Linked DNA regions of Homo sapiens: region 1 is linked to region 2. The links are chromatin loops, found by intact Hi-C in ENCODE. Cell type or tissue: dorsolateral prefrontal cortex. All regions are shown on one strand. Links, peaks and the distances in the headings refer to the core of each region. The heading gives the core; the rest is flanking DNA. Region 1 overlaps LOXHD1 (lipoxygenase homology PLAT domains 1). Region 2 has its middle 52 kb from the start of ARK2C.

The links. A loop is a pair of places that touch in the nucleus more often than their neighbours do. Peaks named below come from ENCODE experiments on the same cell type or tissue, not always from the same donor. Only the 100,000 strongest peaks of a DNase experiment are listed, where the experiment ranks them.
Region 1: it touches region 2 in a loop (15-fold over the local background); 12 of 110 quality-filtered maps call a loop at or near these places.

The regions. Positions count from the first base shown.
Region 1 is chr18:46,616,549-46,628,468 of GRCh38, reverse strand. LOXHD1 (lipoxygenase homology PLAT domains 1) reads left to right here. Exons shown (of 41, transcript NM_001384474.1): 5 at 10,179-10,277. Among named protein-coding and RNA genes, the nearest start is that of LOXHD1, 35 kb to the left of the region's middle. In dorsolateral prefrontal cortex, for the core only: a CTCF peak has its summit at 5,277 (motif pointing right); DNase peaks (open chromatin) are centred at 4,158 and 4,718; H3K27ac peaks cover 1,137 bases.
Region 2 is chr18:46,275,655-46,287,574 of GRCh38, reverse strand. No RefSeq gene overlaps it. Among named protein-coding and RNA genes, the nearest start is that of ARK2C, 52 kb to the left of the region's middle. In dorsolateral prefrontal cortex, for the core only: CTCF peaks have their summits at 6,017 and 6,221 (motif pointing left); DNase peaks (open chromatin) are centred at 4,103 and 6,244.

The DNA of each region.
Region 1 (11,920 bases), core at 1,732-9,731, 340 kb before region 2:
CTGAGCCTATTTGCTGTGGGTGCTGCTTGGGAGTCATTGTTCCTTTGAACTCCATGGAAGAATTCCCAGGTGGGGGCAAGGACTCCAGGGTAGGGAGGGCTGGGCCAGCCCTGCAGCACTTTCCTCCACTGAAGCTCACAGCAGCTCCCCGCCCACCCCATCTGCTCCCACCTAGCACTGCAGAAAATCATCTCCGGAAAGAGGGGGAAGAAGAGAACCACTCTAAGTGAGGCCCTGTTGTGGCACATCAGAGAATTTAAGGACCAAAAGGGACTTTATCTACTCTTCCTCCATTTCAGAGAGGAGAAAATGGAAGCCCAGGGAAATTAAGCCCCTTGCTCTTGGTCACACAGCATAACTGTAGGGCAGAGCTGCAGTCTTGGGCTTTTGGTGCCAGCTCATGCTCCTCCATCATTCCTCCTGTTAAGCACATTCATTCAGTGATTCAATGGGCATTTTGCGGGGAGCCTTCTATGCACCAGAGCCTGCGCTCAGGGTGATTACATACAGGCCCTTCTCTCTAGGAGCTTAGAGTCTAGACGGGAGAGAGTCAAGCCAGTAGATAATCACAGTGCAAAGGGATAGAATATTCTAAGTGGGGTATGGCGCCCAGGCCAATGGGAGCATAGAGGAAGAAGGAATCAGGAGGCCTTTATAGAGGAGGTGATGCTCAAACTGAGTCTTCATGGGTGAGGAGTTTTCTAGGATTTGAAATGAAATGAGGGCACTTGGGGAAATGAGCTCTGATGGCTCAGTGTCACTCACACACCTGGGAATGGATCCTCCACCTCATATTTTCACTGTGGCCTCCACCCTCCCAGAACCACCACCAGCCACATTCTCTTTCAACCCAGCAGCCAGAATGTTTGGAGAATGCATGGAATTGTGTATTTGCTTCAAACTTGGTTATTTTTATCTTTAAATAGGTGTTTAAAATAGCCTTTTTTTTTCTGTTTGTGGAAATAGCACTTTCTCCATGTTGCATTTTGTACACACGAAAATCTGAACTGATGACACAGACACTGTCTTGGCCCTGATCCAGCTGTCAGTGTCCATTCCATTGCAGCACCAATGGCTTCCTGCTGGAACCCTCCCTTTAGCCACAGGTGTTGGCCAGTGTGAGCCCAGTGAGAGTCAGAGAAAGTGTTCCCACCTGCCTGGGGCTGGGTCTCTGCTGGTGGCCCTTGTGTCTATTCTCTCTCACTGGCCATCTGGTTCTCAATCTTCCCTCCAGCCTCACAGCCACTCAGACTGGCTCAAGGCATTTGTGTGACAAAGCCAGCTTGAGGTTATAATAAATTGGCAGGAACTTTCGACTGTTTCTTCTGAAATACAGAAGACATGACCTACTCAAGTATTGACATTAGGTGACTTCAGTTTTCAATCACAGAAAAAATATGGCCATTGTAAAAATTCAAAAGTACAAATAAGCAACAGAAGAATAAGAAAATCTTCCATAATCCAATCACTCAAAGATGACAATAGCTGATTTTTATGCAGCACTTACTCAATGGCTGTCATCATTCTCAACAAACTATTAATCTTAATCTAATCTATCCATCCACCTATCTATCTAAACATCCATTTAATTTTCACAACGCTGCAAGGGAGGTTTATTGTTACCCCCATCTAATAGATGAAGGAGACTGAGGAAGGGGGAGGTGAAATCATTTGTCTATAAGGATGAAGCTAGGAGCAAACACAGAGGCTTGAACTTAAGTACTGAGTACAATTGTGTTGGAGACACCCCTGTTAACATTTTGGTGAATTTCCTTCCCATTCTTTAAATTTTTGTTTATGAACATATTAAACCCTACATATTAAAATGGTATTGCATTAAACTCAATTTTATAACCATGTTGTTTCACTTAATACTACATTATAGCCTCAAATCATCTTCTGTTATTTTATTTTATATTTATTTATTTTTTGAGATGGCATCTCACTCTGTTGCCCAGGCTGGAGTGCAGTAGCATGATGTTGGCTCACTGCAACCTCTGCCTCCCAGGTTCAGGTGATTCTCCTGCCTCAGCCTCCCAAGTAGCTGGGATTACAGGCATGTGCCACCACACCTGGCAAATTTTGTGTTTTTTATTAGAGACAGGGTTTTACCACGTTGGCTGGGCTGATTTCAAACTCCTGACTTCAAGTATAATCCCAAAGTGTTGGGATTACAGGCATGAGTCACTGTGCCTGGCCCATCTTCTGTTATTTTAAGTGGCTGCATTGTAGTCCATGAATGGGAGAATATATGTCACCCCCCAAATCTCCTATTTTGGATATCTTTAGGTTGTTCCCTATTTTTTGTCAGTATTAACAATGCTGTGATAGACATCCTTATAGGTGATCAATTAATATAACTACTCCCTTAGTATAAACTAATGCATAGGGCTTGAATAGTTGGTTCAAGGGATTTGCACAATGTTAAGGCTTTTAACATATATCACTCACCTGCCCTCCAGGAAGGCTGGGTGACATTCCAGTAGTATACAAGAAGTGCTGGTGTTCTGGCCCTCTGGGAAGATAAATACTAGCAGTCTACTAGAGTCTGGGTTGGAAAGGGAAGTAATGGAGCCAAGGTTATCGAAATGTGCAGGTGGATGGGAGGGGTCTTCCGTAGAGAGGCAGGAAAGGAAGCAAAGGAGGACGAGTGACTGCAGGGTAGGTAGAAATAGCTCTTCAGGGCTGGGCAGTGGCTGGAAAAGGAACCAGCAGGATAAGCTGAAGGAGTGGAAGCTGATCTACTCCCTCCTATGTTTCAACACCTGATAGTATCAGACTTACATTGGACAGTTCCCTAGAAAAACGTACCAGCTGTATATTTACTTGAGGGTGATGAATGGTATAGGGCAAGCTTGTTCAACCCACCACCCACAGGCTGCATGTGGCCCAGGACAGCTTTGAATGTAGCCCAACAAAAATTCATAAACTTTCTTAAAGCATAAGATTTTTTTGCAATTTTTTTTTTTTTTTAGCTCATCAGCTATCGCTAGTGTTAATGTATTTTATGTGTGGCCCAAGGGAATTCTTCTCCTTCCAGTGTGGCCCAGGGAAGCCAAAAGACTGGATGCCACTGCTGTAGAATGTTATTTCTTGATTTCTGCCCATGAGCAACTTTTAAGGACCAAGTGATGTTTTCATGTTGGTGCATAACAAGGCTTGGCTGAGGTCAAATGCACGGACTGTGTTTGAGCACGTTAGTTGCTAAAGGAACAACGCACACACCGGGAGCTGTGGAATGGGGCCGTGTGGGTTTGGCAGGTGGGAACTTTTGAGAGAACCTGAGGTTTGAACTAAAGCTGGCAGGGTGGGGGCAATGACAGCCAAGAGAGAACCTTCTTGTTCAGATGCCCTGAGTCCAAATCTAGGCTGCACCCTTTCTAATTGTGTGAACACCATCAAGCTTCTTAAGCTCCTGCTTCCATTGCCTCATTACTAAAAATGGTGACACTAGTAGCCATAGGGTCCATCATTGTGAGGATTAAACGATGTGATAGAAGTGAATGGCCCATTGCAATTTCTCGGAGGATCAGAGGCACTTATGATTTTAATAAGAAGTGTGTCTGCAAGGAGAGCAAGGTGGAGGGTATTCTAGGGAGAAAAGTTCCAGTTCTATTTGTAAGACAGTGAGAGGGAGAAAAGACAGAAGAAGAAAGGGAGAAGGGAGAAAAGAAGGAAGTTACAGGAGGAAAGCAAAGGAAGAAAGCCTGTCATCCATCGTCCCAGTGCCTTGTGTGTGGTCCCAGGAGCAGAGAGCATCTCGCAGAGGCCATGGAAGAGCTGGTACAAAGTGATGATGGGAGGGTGGGTTGGATGTACTGGAGGTGGAAGAGTCTGGAGAATGAGGAAGAGACAGTAGACGAGAGCCTGGCTGAGAGGCAATGGGTGTCCAGGCCTGACGAAGGAAGAGGAAACCTTTTGGGGGTAGCATGGGGGAAAGAACTGGAGTCTACATGACTGGGAGGGAATCCATTGGTCGGTGGCCATGAGCCAGCTTCCGGCACCGGCACATGGCATTGTCCCCCCTGCCCATCCTTGGGTTCTGCGGACCAACCCCTCCCCACATCTGTGTGGGCTTGAGTAGTGAGGGGGCCTTCCCTGGCTGGGAGAGAACATTCCCCCTCATCTCCCACCCCCAGGGCAGCCCCCGCTGAATCTCTCTCCCTTGCCGTTTTCATCTCCTCCTACGCAGCGCCTGTGATATCTCACTTCTAGCGTCTTGGCTCTCAGTGAGCGGAAGTGAGGGGTGTCAGGGTGTGAGCCATTGCAGATTCACTTGCGGGTGGGGTAAAATCAGGCCCAATCATTCTCCTTCCAACCCCCTCCTCACCCTCACCTGCTAAAATAGCTAAAGCCACATTCTATTTAAACAGGATCTGGGGATGGGCGAAAGGCAAGGAAAAGAAACTCCACCAGTTCATTCATGATTCTCTGCTTCCTAAGAAAGCCTGGACCACGTGAGCTTCCCTGAGGTTCAGATCGCACTGGGTCTTGATGAGATGGGGGCTTAGTTACGGGGCATATGCTTGACTTCTGTAGTCGGGAATGTGGCAAGCAGCCTCACCAGCTCCGCTGTGCATGCAGCACCGAATTAGGGGGCCCGGCCCCCTCATGGCTCTGCCTCTCTGCATGGCCTGGGGTGGCTCTCTGGAGATGTGTTCTGTCACTGCTGTGTGCTGACTGTTCCAGACAGAGCGCAGGGGAGGCTGTGGGGGTGGCTGGTGCACCAGGCGCAGGCAGGCAGTTCGGGCCTGCCAGTGTCTGCCTTTTCTGGAAGCCCACACAGGCAGCTTCCGGCCAGCCGGCAAGGGACGGATTTCCTGTTTAGAGGGAGCAGCCTTGTGCCCCTGCCACAGGGCCTGCAGAGGAAAAACAGGGCATGTCAGGGCATGTGCATCCACTGAGCAGGGCAAGGGGGGCACAGACAACCCTCTGTTGTGGCCTTGAGTGGGCACTCTATCTTTAGGCTGCAGCTAAGCCCACCTGCACAGGATCCCAGCTCAATTCTGGTTGGCTTTGAAAGGTACCATGTGTTTAGCTTAATCCCTGGTCTACAACCCTCATTGTATATTCTTCAGATCAATGCTTAAATTAATTTGACCTCCCTGAGCACATGCTGACCTTTAGTGGAAGGAGGTGACTATGTGAAAGGTAGGGTTGCTGGTCTCAGATGTGCAGGTCACACACTGCACAAATGCGACTATGTAAGGAGACACAATTCACATCAGAGAGCTTGTAGATTTGTGTGTTTATTATGACAGTTATCCAACAGATGGCAGTAAAATGTCTTGAGAAAGGGATTCTTTTTGCCTAATTTGCACAAAGGTTCCATATAGGCTAATGGTAGCCCTGCTAAAAGGCCAGAGAGAAATCAACTCTAGGGACAACTGAACAACAGATAATACACTAAATGGGTAAATCACAGGCCAGCTCTAGAGCTGGCTTGGGTGACGATTTCCACAATCCATCGCTAAGCCCTGTTTCTCCCAAGCTTGATCAGGAACAGGGGTGCACTCAGTGCTAGCCTCTCTTCCAACTTGACTTTCACCTGTTTCCATTTCTGCTCCTTACTCTCAATCAGGCTATGAACAAAAAGCTTAAGACTAAGATTGCAGAAGCGGTGCTGCCCTCTGTCCCTGCCTTTAGGAAACCCCAGACCACGCCGCCTCTTCTATCAGTGGACTGCCAGGCTCAGCCCAGCCACATGGCATTGTAGGGGCAGGGAAAGTTGGCCCTGCTCATTCACAATGGGCATAGGACATGCTCTACTGCAACAGAGAAAGGGGACTCCTTCCCCAATCTTCAGAGCCTTGAGATGCTTAGCTAATGGTCCAGATATGCTGCCATTATCCTGCAGCCAGCAGCTGACCACCCTGGTCCAGGCAGCTTTGCTCCCATTCCAGGCCACAGAGAGCAGATCTACCCACCACCCCCTGCCTAGAGACAGGCAGAACAGTGCCTGAGAGTTCAAGACATATCCTAACTCTCACCGGTGGCCCAATCCCAGCCTGTCACCTGTTTTTGTGTGGACCCCGAGCTAAGAATGGTTTCTATGTTTTTTAAACAGTTGAAAAGAATTTTTTTAAAAAGTAATATTTTGGGACACATAAAAATTATATGAAATTCACATGGCAATGTCCATAAATAAAGTCTTACTGTAGCATAGCCACATACCCATTTGTTTATGTAATATTGTCTATTGTTGCTTTCATGCCACAACAGCAGAGCTGAACAGTTGATGTGACAGAGACCAAATGGCCTGCAAATCCTAAAATATTTCCTATCTGGTGCTTTACAGAAAAAGTTTGCCCACCCTGGCATAGGGTCTGGGAGGCCTGGGGTATCCTGGGAAAAGCCCTGGATTCAAAGACCAGAGACCTTGCTTTGAGCCCTTCTTGCATCATTTAGCAACTACCTGTCCTGGGGCGAGCCACCTTGCCCTCTGAGCTTCAGTTTTCTTATCTGTAAATGAGAACGTCAACAGCACCTGCCCTGCCTATCACATGTGGCCATTGTGTGGATCAAATGACATCTAGAATATGCAAGTGGCTTGTTAGCTGCAAATGCCTTTGTGAATATTTAGTATTATTTGCCCTGGAAGGTGAATCCACCATGTCATTTTCAGAGATGAAAGGTGACCTTTTGGCTCACATGGGAATTATTTCTTATCATCATCTTTCTCCCTATTTCCCTGCTTCCTGCTGGCCTTTGGGCAGGGATTTTTTTTTTTAATTGGTCTTTCACCTTTCTCTCTGGTCAGTGCCCAGTTGCCAGGGCAGCAGCCCTATCTCATATGTGGGCGTTTTGTTCTCACAGATTACGAGATCCAAGTGATGAGTTCAACAAGCAAAAACCTGCTTGAGACCAGAACAGCAAGTCTGTGCTCACTGAAACTCTAGTCACAGGAAATTGGGGGGCACTTGTGTGACAGGAAGGCTTGATGCCCTGAGCTGACGTTTGCCAACAGTGACAGAATGGAGCCCTGCTTTTCCTCAGCCTTGTTCTCTCATCGGCAGATGCACCTAAGCACAGATCAGGGCCGGCATTGGGCCATGGGCCTTGTTTTGGAAAATGGCAAAGTAGATAGTCTGGGGTTCTGCTTGAAGAGGGAATATGAAATAAAGGAGGTAAAAGAGTAATGTAATAAATGTCAGCATCCATGTATGGGGACTTCTAAAAAATGGTTTCGTGAGGTGTATCTGTCCATCCCTGCTGCAGCTCTTGTCTCCTTCTCAATGTGATTGGCAGTCACCTGTCACACAGGGATCCTATTCTCCACCCAGCCAACTGCATAGGGACTCAGGGCCCCATCTGCCATAGAAAGTTCTGCAGAGGCTAGAAGACAGTCTGCTTGTTCTAGAATCAGCTTCCTCCTGACCTCTGTCCACCTGACTTCCTGATCTCTTGGCTTGGGTCCCTTGTCCACCTCAGCTGGAAAGGCCTAGAAGCTCCTTTCCACCAGCCCTGGTCTCCTGATCTCTGACAGTTGGCCTGTCTCCCCAAATTGCCTCACTTTGGGCTCGTGGTCTGCTTCTCCAGACTTTGCCAGAGCATGGATGCTGTGTGTTCCCAAAGTCCCGTGTGCGTTCGTGCTGCCCAGGCCTCACTTTTCCTCATTCAGGGTGCTTCCCCTTCCTTCTGAGATGTCTCCTTGATCTCCTGGCTTCCCTCCAGAGTCTGTCCTTCTTGGTCAAGTGTCAAGGAATTGCAGATTAAAAAGGACCTTTAGCGTTTCCACATCCTCTCACCTATGGCACTTTCTGTGCAGCATCCCTGGCAGGTGGCTCTCCACCAATGTGCTTGGCACATGCTAACTGTCAGGTGTCTCTAGGGATGGGAAACTCCCTCCCCAACCCAAGGGCATCCATTCCTTTGTTGAATAGCCTTAGATACTACAAAATCTTTCCTTTGGTGAGTGAAAATCTGCTTTATAACTCAACTCGCTAATTAGAATTCTGCCTTCTGGAATGATTCAGAATATTGGCGACTCCTTCAACAAATGCTTCCCAGCCCCTCTCATCCTTTCTCCTGCTTCACTGTGTGCAGTTTCCCCTGGAGCCCTGCTGCCCCTTCCAATGGACTGATGCAACCTTCAGAACATTCCCCGGCCACCACCCTCCCTGGCTTCACCAGACAAGGGGCCCTAGGCATCTTGCCACCCTGAAGAGGGGTCTTGCCTCTGTGAAGTGAGCCCTGGACTGGAGTTGGGAAGGGTTGTGAGCCAAAATGAATGTTCTCAGAGGCACTGCCAGCCAGGGAGGAGAGAATCAAGGCTGGGGGGCGGCCTCTGGAATATGGAAGATGGTAAAAGCAGAATTAGCTAGCCACGGCTGAGGCCTCCCTGGTCCTTACAAACAACATGGCTCAGAAGCTCTGGGAGGGAAACCTGGAATCTGCCCGTTTAACACCTGCCAGGTGTTACTGCCAGGTAACCTGAGTGTGGCTCCAGTTTCAAGCTGCTCACCTCAGAGTTCCCTGACCTGGCCTCTTCCAAAACCTCCGGTTCTGGCTGCAGTCTCAGAGGATCTTCACTGTAAAGCAAGAGGTGTGGGAGTCTGACAGTGGCTGCTCCTCCTGGAGCTCTCAGTTAGGGACAAGAATTGCAGGATTCTTCCCTACCCCATTGATGGGTTTCCTCAAGTGAGGATTGAGGAGAGAAAGGGAAGGCACTGACCGCTGCTGCCTCAGTGTTCTCACCAGTTCAAGGCCAACTTTCAGGGGCTGTGTGTGGGCTGTCCTCTGTGGGGCTCCTGCAGGATCCTGCACCGTGTCACCTCTAGAAGGGATGAAATTAAGTTTTCTCCTCATCTCTCCAACCTCAGTCCTTTGCCCTGAGCAACTTCCTGGAGACTTTGAATTTTAGGAAATTTGATTCCATTTATTTTCCAGCGTACTTAATGAGACTGTAATGTACATGCCCAGCACTGTGCTAGGGTATGTGGGAGAGATTATCTAGGAGAAGGAAGTCCTGCTCCCAGCCCTCCTATAAATACTTGAAATTAGAAGCCTTACTTGCAGGAAATGGCAAACAACACAAGACAGTAAATGACAAAACTCAAAAATCATTGTCACAGGCAACATAGCGGAGCTGAGGAATACAGAAGAGAAAAACCTCTAAGGGCCAGGGACAGGGCTCAGAGAAGGCACTAGGGAACAGGTGGGCAGAGGGGCTGGGACTCTGAACCTTGATTAGAACAGCTCTAGTTTTTACCAGTTTCACATATTGGGCAAAAGACACCTATAAAAAAGGATTCTGCTACATAAAAAATATGAAGCCACTGTAAGAAGGGAAAAGGGGAGGGAGAGTGGTCTCAGCCCTTGGAATTGTTGGCACCCAGTGAAAAGCTGGAGGATTCCCCTTCCCTTGACCACAAATACCAACCCCTGACCTTTGCTCCTCACTCTAAGGCAGGCTCCAGCTGGGGAGACCTGGGCAGGTCTCATCATGTCAAGTTTACCAAGCTTCGTCTCCCATCAAGGCCATGGCTGAGGCTGAAGCTAAGGCATTTGGAGGTTACAGGGGATTAAGTTTTGTTCAATGAATGGAGCAAAGATACAGGAAGCAGATACAGGTCTTTGAAAGAGCCCTAAGCATGCCAGCCACTATTGGTGCCTCTTGTCTTTGCATTGGTTATGGCTTTGACAATTTACAGATAAATTTGATTTTCATCTGCAGAATCCAGTTTTCCCAGTGAATTTTTATGCTATGGTGCAATGTGGAAAACAGACTGGGAAAGGCAGAGGAGATACAGAGGGCCTAGTTAGAGACATTTCAATAGTTCAGGGGAGATATGGTGGAGGTTGGTTCAGGGTGGCACCTTGGGTCTGGGCTGATCCCTGTGTTTCAAGGCAACATGTTAGCAGATAAAAACAGAAGGTCTTCTCTACCTCTGATTTATTCATCACATACAGTGATGGTCATACATCCAATGGCCATTTGGAACTAATGTTGAGTGAGTTGTTTTTTGCTCTGTTGTTGACAGTAATGATGACAATTCATGCAATGACCATTTGGAACCAATGTGGACTGACTTGTTTTTTGCTCTGTTATTGACAGTAATGGTGACAATTTATGCATTGCTGGGGGTAAGTGTAGATGGTGTGGTAGCTACTTTGGGGCCTCTATTCTCTTTTCAGGATCCTGATGAGCTAAGGTTTTTCTCTCTCCTTGTTCCTAGGTAATAAGTATGAAGTCAAGGTATACACTGGTGATGTAATTGGTGCAGGGACAGATGCTGATGTCTTCATCAATATTTTTGGAGAGTATGGAGACACAGGTAATGGGTTTGAATTATTTTTTTCATAAGCCAAGCCCAGGACTATTTTGTAGATGGGGTTCCCACAATCCTGGCAGAGGAAGGCAGCTTGAGCCCCACTTTGGGCTCCTCTATTGAGCATCTCACTTCTTGTGATGTGGTTTGGAGTGACCTGTCCTGGGCAGCAGGTGTTCATTTTGTGTTGTAAAGTTTATGTGTGTGATGTGTTTTCCGATTATAGTATGGCTGGTGTGTGGGTTGATTGCAATTGTCCTGCATCTCAGACCATGGACACTCCCAAGCTTCACATCTCTAGGAAACTCATTCTCACTTACTCTATCTTCCTAAGCTTCATGCCCATCTTGAATTATACTTTGGGATGTTGCTGGGTGTGGCCTGATTCAATGCAGTAGTTTGGGGCAGAACAGAATGAGGCTGGGAATACAATTTGACTTGGCCTCACAGGGAAAGCAAGAACTGAGAGCTCAGACACAGCTGTAGGTGTTGAGAGGAAGTTCAGGTCAGAAGAATGAGACAGGTGGTTCTCTTCTGCTTCTGCCAATTTAGCAGAATTACATAGGAGTTGGAAAAGCTACAAAGACATGTGAATTTTGTAACAATATACTAAAGAATTCAAAATGCATTGCTAAGCTTATAAGGAAAAAAAAAAAAAGAGAAATCTCCAGGTGCCAGTGCTAGAAATGAAGAGGGAATTCAAAACCAAAGTGTTAACTATGAATAGATGTGGTGGCTCCTGGAAGGAGAGAGCTTTCATGCTCAACAATCTAGGGGATGAGCTTTCATACCCATGTGGGGTCAGGAAATGAGACCTTGGCCCTGTATGAGTCAAGAGATTTGAAATTAAAACTGAATATAAAGCCAGAAGCCCTGATGGTTCAGAGGAGCATCTTCAGTGAAAAAATAGACCAGGAAAAAATTTGCTCATCAGTACAGTAAATGTTTCTTGGCAAGAGCTCTAAATTTTAAAAAAAATACTGAGAAATTGATACCTTAGGCCTGCACTGCATGTGGGCTTGAGGTTTGATTTAACACTACAAGTGTGATTTGGGACCCCCTCTCCCTCAAGTACAGAAAATTGGTTTCATGCCAGTAATACCTTTAGATATTTGGCAAAAGCATTTGCAAGACTGCCTGAAATTTCCACAGATAAAATACTGAAGATGTGTTCACTTTCCAAAACTACAAAACACTCAAATATATAATTCATCATAACTAAGCATTAATCAACACAACACACAATAAGATTAAATCCTCAAGAATTTCAGATAATTAGATACATTGTGGTGAAACTAAAGGCAAAGGGAAATATTTTAAAAGGAAACAGATTTGGCAGATTACTTTCTATAAAAACAATAGTTAGATTGATAGCAAATTCCTATCAGCAACCTATGTAGGTTATAAGCACGTGGAATAGTGTCTTCACTATTCTAAGCAAGGATATATATCACCCCATAATTCTATACCAGCTAGGTTATCATTCCAGAGTGACGGCTAAATTAGCAAATTTCTATGCAAACAAAGATAAATAGAGTTTACCATTCATATGCTTAAACAACCACTAAAGGATATACTTCAAGAAAAAGGAAATTGTACACAGAAGAAAGGAATGAGATACAAGAAACAAAGGTGAGCAAAAATGGATA
Region 2 (11,920 bases), core at 2,252-10,251:
GTCTCTTCCTTGTAGCTTTAGCATTAAGCAATATAGCTGGCATACGGTAAGAATTCAGGGTATGTTTATTGCAACAAAATGTTGATTAATAATTATTCTTCATTTGAGGTTCAGTTCAAGCCCTTCTACCCACAGAAACATTCCCATTACTTACCTAATGTATGTTGAGTGCCTACTGTTTACCCTACCCTGTTCAGGGTAATGAAAAGAACCCTTAGCGCAACTGCGAAGCAAGCAAAGGCTTTCTTTAAATATCACCAGAATTCCTATCCTCACCACTCCTGTTCCTGAGACTTAGATCCCTCACCCAGATTTTCAGGGACCTGCTAACTGACCTGATGAATTTAACTTTCATCTTCCAGGGTGTCCCATACTCAGCTCCCACAAGACCTAATTACATCATATGCACATCAGCGTCTAGCACATAGCTAGGGCTTCATAAATGTTACTAAGCTAAATGAATGAATAAGCAAATGAATGTCACTATCTTAAGAATCCCATGAGGCTCCCAATTGTAATACTGATCGTTATGGACTGAATGTGTGTGTCCTCCTGAAATTCATATGTTGAAGCCCTAAGCCCCAAGGTCATAGTATTTAGAGATGGGGACTTTCAGAGGCAATTAGGTTTAGATGGGGTCATGAGGGTGTGGACCCTATGATGAAATTGGTGTCCTTATAAGAAAAGGAAGAGAGTATGGCGTTCCCTCTCTCTACCAGTCGGGACAAAATGGAAAGGTAGTCGTCTGCAGCCCAGGAGGAGAGCTCTCACCAGAACCTGAACTCTGATGGACTTTGATCTTGACTTTCCAGCCTCCAGAACTGTAAGAAAATTAATTTCTTTTATTTAAGCTACCCAATCTATGGTATTCTGTTATGGCAACCCAAGCTAAGACATGATTTTTCAGAGAGTTTTGCAATTTCAAATACTGTATTCTGTCCTCTTATCCCCATTAACATGCTATTGTTTGTTAGATTATCAGTCCTGAGTTTGGTTTAGCAAATAAAGTCATTTTCATTGCCACTATAGTGACCTTCAAATCTAAACAGTCCTGCCTGACTTTCAAGGCCCTCTGCAATCCATCCCACCCTATGTACATACCTACAAAAAAACTCCCTCCTGCCCCTGCCCTAATCTATTGTTTCAGTAGAGAAAGTACTTCACACATGTAGCAGATACATTACTGGGTTTTAAAATAAGTCAACTGTAGAAAAGTTGGAAAAATCAAAACAATCCAAAGGTGAAAACATCTCCCACAGTCCAAGCATTAATATTCACTTCTTTGCCATCTCTTTTCAATGAATTTAACTATATTCTTCCAACAAAATTGAGAGCACACTGTTTTGCATCATGTTTATTTCCCTTAGCGATAACTAAACACATTTATTTCTGCCTCCATGTCTTCACCTATAGATATACAATCTTAGCATTGAAAGGAGCCAGAGAAGGGCAGGGAATCTTCAGTAACATTCAGAGAAGAAAGTGACACAAGAACTAGCTTCCACTGAATACTCCCAGGAATGGGCACTCCCCTCCCTCCCAAGGCAGCCTGACCCCTGAGGGAGAATTTCTTCCTGGAACGCTCTTCCCATTGTCCATGAGCTGAAATTGGCCTCTCTGAGCCTCTGTGTTCTACTCATGCCCCCTTGAATGGTACCCGATAGACTACAGATTCTTCCTGACAGCCTGTTGACTCCTCAAAAACTGAGAGCATGACCCCTTTTCTAGGTTCAACAATTCTGAACCCCTTGCCATCTTCTATATTACCTAAATTCCACTCTGCCGGTAATTCTTGTCAGCCGTGTTATTAAATCATGCCATTCAGTTAGAATTGTAGGTGTCTTTTAGTTACTTCTTTACAATCTTCTGTATTTTCCCAATTTCTTACCATGAATGTATATTACTGCCATTATTACAAAGAATAATTTCATGTATGATGTTACTTCTCTGTTGTCCTGCTATTGCTTTTCACTCTTAAATGGCTGGCGCCTCCAGAGCCACTGACATTCTCTAATGTGCCATCCCTCCCCATCAGAGAGAGGGTCAGGGTGCTCCTCTGACCCTCCAGTGACTGGATTAGAGCCCCTTGGCTTCCACTGTCATGGACTTCGCCTAACGGGACATCCCCCTGTTCACACATCACTTTCTCATGACCACACAGAGAGCATGGGAGACTTCGTTCAGTGCCTTGTGATGATACCCTTTGCATTTCCTATGATGCTGACAATAAATATGTGACGTGAATGAAAAAAAATTATTGGCTGAGCACGGTGGCTCATGCCTGTAATCCCAACACATTGAGAGGACAAGTGGGTCACCTGAGCCCAGGAGTTTGAGACCAGCCTGGGCAACACAGCAAAACCCTGTCTCTACACAAAATACACACACACGCACACACACACACAAGAAAAAAATTAGCCGGGCATAGTGGTGTGCACCTATGGTTCCAGCTACTTGGGAGGCTGACACTGGAGGATTGCTTGAGCTCAAGAAGGCAAGGCTGCAGTGAGCCATGATTGTGCCACTGCACTCCAGCCTGTGTGACAGAGCAAGATCCTATCTCAAAAAAAGAAAAAAAAAAAAAAGGAAGAAAAGAAAGAAAAAGAAAACAAAATTATTTGATAACGCAAGTCCCTGGGAGTTTGATTTGACATGATTTTAATGAGTTAATTCCAGGATGGGCACAGTTCTTCGCAAAGTGCTCCCAAACCACCTGTTTAATAATTCTAGAATGCTACTGAGTGTCGTTAAGCTTACATCCCAGGAATCATGTTCTTCACTTTTTGGAAATCGGGACATTTTGCTCCCTCTGGCTGGTTGGTCCTTCCTCTCTTTCTGAACTCATCCTAAAAGTCCTGTCTCCTTCTCCGGCCATTCAGGACCACTCGGTGGACTCTCCCTTCCTGCAATTGTGGTAATTATTCAGAACCAGAATGAAACAACAGCAGTAGTAATAGCTGCCACATACTGGGAGCTTGCTCTATGCCAGACACCACGCTCAAGGACTTCACAATGCTTCATCACGTGTATCACTTAGCACTGTATCATACTTTTGAATATATATGTGTGTGTGTAAAGTTTTAATCACTTGAATAACAGCTGCTATTATGACCATTTAGCAGATGAAGAAACTGATTCAGAGAGGTTCAGGCTCCTGCACTGAGCCTTAGACAGTGAACAATTTCAGGGTCCAAACCTGGGTTTATCTGGGTCCAAAGTCCAAGTTCTTACTTCCTCTACCCTGGCATTGTTTCTGGGGCTTTCTATGATTTCTGAGGCTTCCATCTGAATATTTCTGGCACGTCCTGTGCAGCACCTAACATGGCCATAGGCACACAGTAAGGGAGTCCTTAGGGGCCAAGTGGTTTTTCTAGAGCACTGGCCGTGGTCCTGCCTCTTGTGGGTGCTGGTGTCATCTTTCACCTCTACCTCCAGGCACCGGGAGAAGCTGACTGGAGGGGATTTGGCAGAGGCCAAAGAGGGCTCAGCCCAGCTGTCTCCACCTCTCTTGCTGGATGGGAGAGGCACCACATTACAGAAACTGATATACCCAATGCCCTGAGACCCAGGGAGGGCAATCCTGTGAGAAGTTTCCACCCTTTGTTCTCTCCCACCGAGCCCCCAGGGGCTGATAATCTAATTCTCAACAAGTCCTTCCTGGCTGGTAATTGAATTGTGTTTTCCTCCCAGTCCAATCAGGGCCCTCATCCTACATCTGTCTGACAAAACACTAGGCCAGGCATCTTGGGAGGGGCAGAGACCTGGGAGGCACTTTTCAGCTTCCAGGAGCTTAATATTTCAGTTGCCACAGGTGCAGGGACTGACATCCTATTGACTAGCAATCCATGACTGCTGCCCACTTCCAGGACAATCGCTGAGGTCAGGAGGGCTCAAGGCGGTGAGCCTTAAAGGAGGGTTGTGTTGTGGAGGAGGGGATGATGGTCAGCTGGGTTCTGGTAGACAGGGAGGAAAGGCGGAGGTGTGGGCAAAGTCCTGGAGGTGGGAACATGCACGACACATTCAAGTAACAAGAAGTAAGTCTGCCTGGATGGGCCTTCACTGTCTTCAACCGAGGGATGACGAATGACTCCAAAACACTCAAATTGTTCCTGGGAAGTCGGGTGGGGGGAAGTGTGAGTCAGCAGGCTCCTCTCACTATGCCTATGGCCCAGCCTCGGTCTACAGAACAGAGAGAGCCTGGTGCTGGAACTGGGTGTGCAAGGGTGCCCCAAATCAGGACACAACCACCTCATTCGTCCAGCCCAGAAATAGGGACATTTCTTCATCTCCTCTCCCACTCCTACCTAATCTAATCTGTCTCCAAGTCCTGCCTATTTCACCATCTCAGCTCTTCAGTCATCTCTCTGGCAGGCAGGCACTGTCACATCTCCCCCGTCTCTTGGGGACGAGCCCCTCCCTGATTGCTCTCCTCCACCTTGTTGCTCTCTGGCACATCCACACATATCTCCATGTGGCTCCCCCATGCATGCCACTTTCCATGGCTTCCCAGTGCCTTTAGGTCCAGAGCCTTTTGTGGCTTTGTCCTCTCATCTGGCTGGTGCCATCTCTTGCGACTCTTAAGCTCCCCAAAACATTCTGGTTTAGTGCTGGGCCTTTAGCTCAATTTATGATTACAACGCCCATACCACCAGTGCCTTCTATATGTGCTTAATCCTCACGGAAACCCCGTGTGGAAGAGGAACAGAGAGGTTAAGTGACTTGTCTGTGGTCACACAGCTGGTAAGGGCGGAGCAGGATTCGCACCCAGGTGACTTATTCCCATAGCCCAGCTTCTTTATTTTTAGAGACAGCGTCTTGCTCTGTCACCCAGCCCAGAGTACAGGGACATGATCATAGCTCATTGGAACATTGAACTCTTGTAGTCCAGCTTCTTAACACTAGATTATAGTCTCTTCAGAAATGTCTATGGACACCAGTGGCCTCCTAGCCCTCCACATTCCCCTCCAACGTATGTTCACTATCAAGTCCCAACTGCATTTAAGGTTTCTGCTTATCTGACACCCCTCCACGAAGCTTTCTCTGGTGCCCCACTGTCCAGGTTTGGGTTAGGGTAGTGGTTCCCCTACTTTAATGCACACTGGAATTACCTGGGAATCTTTGTAAAAATCCTGCTGCCTGACTCCCACTCCTAGACATTGCGATTAAATCAGTACAGGGCGCACCCTAGACAAAAGCTCCGTAGATGACTGTAACTTGCAACAAATCTGGTAACAAAAGGCAGTGCAGTCATTCTGAAATTGGAGCAGGCATCAGAATTACCAGGAAGGCTGATGAAAACAGATTGCTGGGCACGGCCCCAGACTTTGATTCTATACATCTCGGTTAAGGTCCGAAAATATACATTTCTAGCAAGTTCCCAGGTGAGACTGCTACTGCTGTGGGTCCAGAGACCACATTCGGAGAGCCGCTGAGCTAAGGAGTCCTCCAGGTGCCCAAATGATCCCAGAGCACCCGGTGGTCATCGCCACCTAAGCCCTTATCACATCTATTCTAATTGTCTGTGTGCTCCTCCACTACCCCGGCCAGGCCACAGCTTTCTCTGTTATCTTTGGTAACCAGTGTCAACAGAGGTTGGGTCAATGAATCCACGAGACACCCAGGCAGGCTGCGCACTCCACAGCAATCCTTGTTTCTAACTGGAAAAAGTTAGAAACTGAACGCCTCCTGGGGGCAAGCACTGTCCTAAGCACCTCACACCAACGGCCCCTTAATCTTCACAAGCACTCTACAAGTAGGTGCTACTACCATTCCATTTCAGAGACCCTCAAGGAAACCTGAACACAGAGGGGTGGAGTAACCATTGTGCTGGGAGGCCCTTTATCAGGTGACCCCAAAGCTCTCCCCCACCACCGGACCCACATGCCCAGTCTAGACTCCCAGTGGGTTTCCGAGTACAAGTCTCCATCTATTGGTGGGTTGTGAGATCAACCAGTGGGTGTAAGCAGCATCTTTTAAATGACCCAATCTGGCAGACCTGAACAGAAATAGACAAGAATACACTCAGGTAGTGACAGTAAGTGTTGTTCAGCAAAACATCCATGTGCATAAGCCTATACTGGCTCATGATATAAAATCTATGTCTGACTGTGAATCATAGTCAACAAAGTTTTCAAAACATTAGCTTAGAGAAACAGCCTCCAAATCTCCAAGCAAGTCCTCCGTTCTCCTGCCAGAGACGGAACTAGGGAAGAGCTAGGTTGGCCTCTGCTGGGCACTGCCGGGACTGCATCATGAGCCTGGTAAAGTGCCCCTGGGCAGGAGGGCTCTGCTCTGCGTGGCTGTGGAGAGGGAGTTCCAGTTTCAAAATACAAAATAATAATAATAATAATCAAATAAATAAAATAAAATGTTAATTCATTTTTATTTCCAAAACAAATTCTTCCCTGGCCATCAGTCCCACACTGTCTCCGCTGTGGTCGATGGCTTTGTCTGTAATCATTTCATCTTCTCAGGTAGAGCAGAGGCTCCTGAGGGGCCCCAGGGATTTGTGTCTCCACCCAGACCACTGTGGCTGGCTGACTGGCCAGCATGGAAGAAGGAAGCTGTTGAATCATTTAGCTCATCATGTAGAACCATTTAGCTTATGATACTGAACATCCAAGCAAGAAATATTAAGGCCTGGGCCTTTCTCTTGTTGCAAAATCAAAGACGGGATATAGTGTGTAAAATATATTAAGTAGCTGACCGCGCACAGTGGCTCACACCTGTATTCCCGGCACTTTGGGAGGCCAAAGCAGGAGGATCACTTGTGGCCAGGAGTTTGAGACCAGCCTGTGCAATATAGTGAGATCTTATCTCCTGCCAAAAAATTGTTTTAAATAGCCGAGTGTGGTAGTTTGCACCTGTAGTCCCAGCTATTCAGGAGGCTGAGGTGGTGGGGATCACTTGAGCCCAGGAGGCAGAGGTTGCAGTGAGCCATGATGGCACCACTGCACTCCAGCCTGGGTGGCAACAATGAGACCCTATCTCAAAAACATATCAAGTAGCTACTGAGGCAGGTAAGCATATATCCTATATCACCAAATCTTTGTTCCCACCTCACTATACTCACTTTACAGATGAGAATACCAAGGCCTAAGATAATAGGCTGATAAGTAGAGTAGCAAGTTCCAGAAGCCAGGCCTCTGGACCTCTAGGCCAGTCCTCTGGAGACAAGCAGAGGGGGCAGGGTTGGCCGGGACCCTCTTCCCACCTGGGCCTTTCATTTGCCTCTACCTTTGCTGTGCCTTTCAACTCCCTACAGTGTCCCTGGCAAAGCTAATTCCTTACAGATGAGACTATGGTCTTTGAAGAGTGGGGCCTTCCCAGTTGAGACCTCTTTGAGGTTCCCAAACCCTAACTACTCAATTTGTGGCCTTACAGATAGTACATTTTCACTATTTTTCACAATAACCGCCTTCTATTGGAGCGTAAATTCGACTAAAAGGAGGCTTTCTTATCTACTGTGCACCATGATAGTTTGAGCTAAGCCTGTTTCGGGGTGGGGAGCTCAGGACAGCTGGGTAAATAGTCGAAGAGGGATTTGGAGATGGGGAAATTTGCAGGGAAACAGATGAGGAGCAGTGAAGAAACGAGGATCGCAAGGTGCTCACAAAATGGTACGAGGGTACTACAAGATCTACAGTAGACCCAGCCCACACCCAAATGCTTGGGCCCTGGCAGTTCTGTGGAGTAAGAGAAAGGTTTCATGTCCAAGTTTGAAGTCCATGGCAGAACAGAGGGAGCACATGCAGACACAGGAACCAAGAGGCAGAGGTAACCCCAAGAACCTACACCTGAAGTCCACAAACATCTTGGAGTGAACTTTGAGTTTCCACAGGGCTTTCCACAGAGAAGACGGGAGTCTCAGCTGGCATCTCAAGAGAAACCCGAGTTTCTGGGATAGCCCTGTGTTTACCTCTAAAACACACCAGGAAAGAAGGACAAACTTCCCAAGAAGACCCTCGGGAAAGCAGAGCAATGCAAACTGCAGTAAACCACCATATGTAATCAATCAACAAGGAGGTATTAATACCAGGCCTCCTACCTTATCACTTCTGCACTTATAGCCTGCAAAACAAGCAAAGAACAAAAAAGGCTCACAGGTTAACTCTCTCGACAGTCTACCCTTCCTCCCTGACAACTGTAGGTATAACTATGCCCACCCTTGCCTCCTTCCAGCTTCCAGGGAAGGTTTTCCTTACCTGATCCAAGTTAGTTCATCTGGCTTTGAGTACCACATTATGTCCCGGGGCTCTCTCTCTTCCATCAGTCATCCCTTTCTGGTGTCCCAACTGGTGCTTTGTCATCAGCATATACAGGATGTTTATCATTCCAGTATCTTTTAAAACTCTTCCTTGACTCTACAGCTCCTTCTGGCTAAGCCCAAACACTTGCTCTTTTCCTTCCCCTCAAAGCTCCTGGAAAGAGTCTGTACTCATCTTCATCGACTGCCTTCAAGGCACTGGCTTCTGCCCCATGGTGCTGAGCTCAATGGGCAATAATTGGTTCTTACTTCCCATGGCCCCTGCAGCACTGCCTGCTGGCCCCTCTGGCTATGTGAAACCAGCTTTCACAGCATCACTCTCATGGTACTTTGCAATGCCCTTAGAACAGGTTTCTCAGCCTCGGCACTAGTGATATTTTGGGCTGGATCATTCTTTGTTATGGGGTTCTGACCTGTGCACTGTAGGATGTTCAGCAGCATCCTTCACCTCTACTCATTAGATGCCAGTAGCAGGTTCCTGTTCCCGTTGTGACAACCAAAAATGTCCTCGGGCATTGCCAAATATTTACTGGGGGGTAAAATGGCTCGTGGTTGAGAACCCCTGCCTTGGAAGGATGCCTCTGCACTGGCCTCTTAGGAATGCATTTTCTCTAGCCTGTGGTTTTATCTGTCACCACATGCTGATACATAAATCAGCATCTCCAAAAGTCACGTGGCCACTGCCTGCTGCACATTTCCACGGGATGTCTCTTCAGCACGTCAAGCTCAGAGTGAACTTGACCTTTTCCTTCCTGTCTTAGTTTGAATTCTCCTAGGAGCAGAGATTGAGACAAGGATTTAGATGCAGGTGGTTTAACTGGGAGTTGATCTCAGGACATAGAAGTGAGGAATTGAGGAGAATGAAAAAGTGAGAGTGAGGAGGAAAAGCCAATATAAGGTCCATCATCAAAGTCACTGCCATGAGCAATGGGGGCTCAATTCCGCTGGGATCTCCTGAAAAACATACAGAATGCTTCCCAGAACTGTCCAACTCAAAGAGGCTGGGGCATATGTCTACCGGCTCCCATCCTCCATTGTTGAGGGTTGTCCCAGGGCCATTAACTCCCCTAATTTCTGGGCTCTGCTTGAGTCACACAAGCCAAACAGACTCCTGGGACTTCGGAGGAGGAGCTGAAATAGAAATCTGAATGATGCACTCCGTGTGATGGAAATCGGGGTGCTGTCAGCATGAGTCCAAGCTCACACAGAACTGCCTGCCACAGCTGCAGCTGGTCAGAGGCCGAGGAAGGGGATGTGACGCAGGACATGGAAAGTGGTCTACTCCCTGCTTGCACCACTCTGATCCACCCATGCCCCACATTCATTAAGTCCATTCTGTTACTGGGTCTTCAAGGTGGTAGCCAGACATCTAGCAAAAAGATTTCATACAAGAAAGTTAACAGAAGGAGCTACAACCCTGCTCCCTGCTGCTGTAAATCCAGGGGCTGACGTTGCTGTTCATTGTCTTCCTTCTCCAGCCTCTATTCAGGATTTTCCTCATTTTCAGCATTTGGGCTGTTCCAGGTTGCTTGCCTGATGGGTTGACACTTATTGATATCCCTGGGGGTCTGAGCCCTCAGGTGACTTCGCTTTTTCAGGCCATGCTTGCTACAAGGGCCCATGGCACCAAGAGACATTCTCCTGGATTTCAGACCTATTCTTGAGTGTATTTTCTGAATGTTAGACATTCTTTCACCTTGGTGCTAGTGGATCACTGAGAGTGATGGTGAGAGGGACCAATCCTGTATCTACCCTTGATTCCCGAATCTGTGTGTTCCAGCAACTGGTACCACGTATCAGCTATATCCTGAATGACAATAGCCAATCCCAGTGTATCATCCTTGAGTTGGGAACCTTAACTGAGTTTTTAAATATATATATATATATATATATATATTTTGTTGTTGTTTTTTGTTTACCTTTATGGTTTGACTCTGGGAAACTGAGTTTTTAACAAGCCATCCCATCATTCTATTAGGTCCATGGCTTCCCCTAGTTGCGGTATATAACCACATCAGTGAACCCCCGGTCATGCAACCCTTATTGCACCTAATTTGCCACAACATGGGCCTCTTAATCTACAGTGATGTGATGAGGCATCATATGTAGATAAATCAGGCACTCCAGAAACCCTCAGCTTAACACCAGAGGTAGCAACACCAGGAAAAAGGATTTGCTGCCCTTTCCAAGGTAGAAGGGCCCTGGTGTAGTCAAGATGCCTCAAGTGGCTGGCTGATCAAAGGCACAGGGCCTGTCTCTGCACTGACAGATCACCAGTCAGCAGTGGCAGTAGCTATCTCCGTGGGCCCATGCCTCACCTCCATCCTGGTCACCATGGCTACTCCATTCATAGGCTTACTGTGCAAGCCCTGGGGACAAAGCTGGCCTCTACAGGGTGAGTCACATTGTCCATCTTGCTGTTCGGCACCCTTCCCATGGTGGATGCTCTCTAGGAAGCATTTGTGCCCACTCCCATGGGATCATCCACATGCGTCTTCCCCAGACCTCCTTGTCTCCTTTCTCATCTTTTCCCTTTCAGGCCCCTTACTGACCAACCAAGCCATTTGCTGCCCAAGATTCCATATGTATTCTTATGGAACCCTAAGTCATACAGTCCAAGCAACAGAAATACATACACTCCTATGTATTGCAATAAGGACAATCTAGAATAGAGAGAAGGAAGACAATGAACAGCAATTTCAGCCTCCAGATCTGCTGCAGCAGTGAGCAAGGTTGTAGCCTGTTCTACTTTCCTGTACAAAGTATTTTTACGAGATGACTGGCTGCCACCTTGAAGACTCAGTGGCAAGACAGTCTTAATGTGGGGCATTAAGTGGCTTGGAGTGGTAGATTTATCCCATGCCAGGGAGGCTCAGAGAGTGTGCAGTGGGGAAGGTGGCACTTCCAATCCACCCTATTTTTATTTCTTCCTGCATCAATAGGTCTTTTCAAGCTGTATATTCAGCAGGCCTGACCATGGCCACACACGAACATTTACAAATCAGAAATTTCATCGCATCCCCTTCTTCAACCTCTGATTTCAGCTACAACTGTGACAGACAGTTCTGTGTGGCCTGGATACTTTTCCCCTCTTTTCTAAGTTGGTGAGCAGGCGTACATGAACAGGCTTGAAGCTCTGCCCACTGCAAGAATTTCCCCTACCCACTGTCTTTCAGAGCTACCTTAACTGGGGCTTTAAGTAGAAACAGCAGTCCATTTTGGCTAACACCAACACAATGAACTAGGCCTAGGATTATTCTAGAGTAGTCACAAGAAAATCTTTGGTGTGAAGTGAAGGAGAGTCATTAATGCCACAAGGTGCCAGCCTTGGGGGCCTGAGGAAGAGGCATGTGCAGCTTACTTTTACCCTCTGGCCCTGCTCATGCCTGATCCCTGAGCTGTACACCTTCCATCTTAGAATGAATTGCTGTTGGCCTGCTTGAATTTATGACCTGAGTGGCACAAAACCCAGCTCATGATAAACATCTCTGATGTCTTGATTAATTATATCCAATGGTCAGATGCTCTGTCTCTACCAGGACCCAAAACACATTGGGATCTGCTTTTCAAAATGTTTATAGTTCTCTGCTGCAGAAGGCATAGCCTTGCTCCAAAATCCTTAGGAAATCTATAACACACCTCTCCTATTGCAGC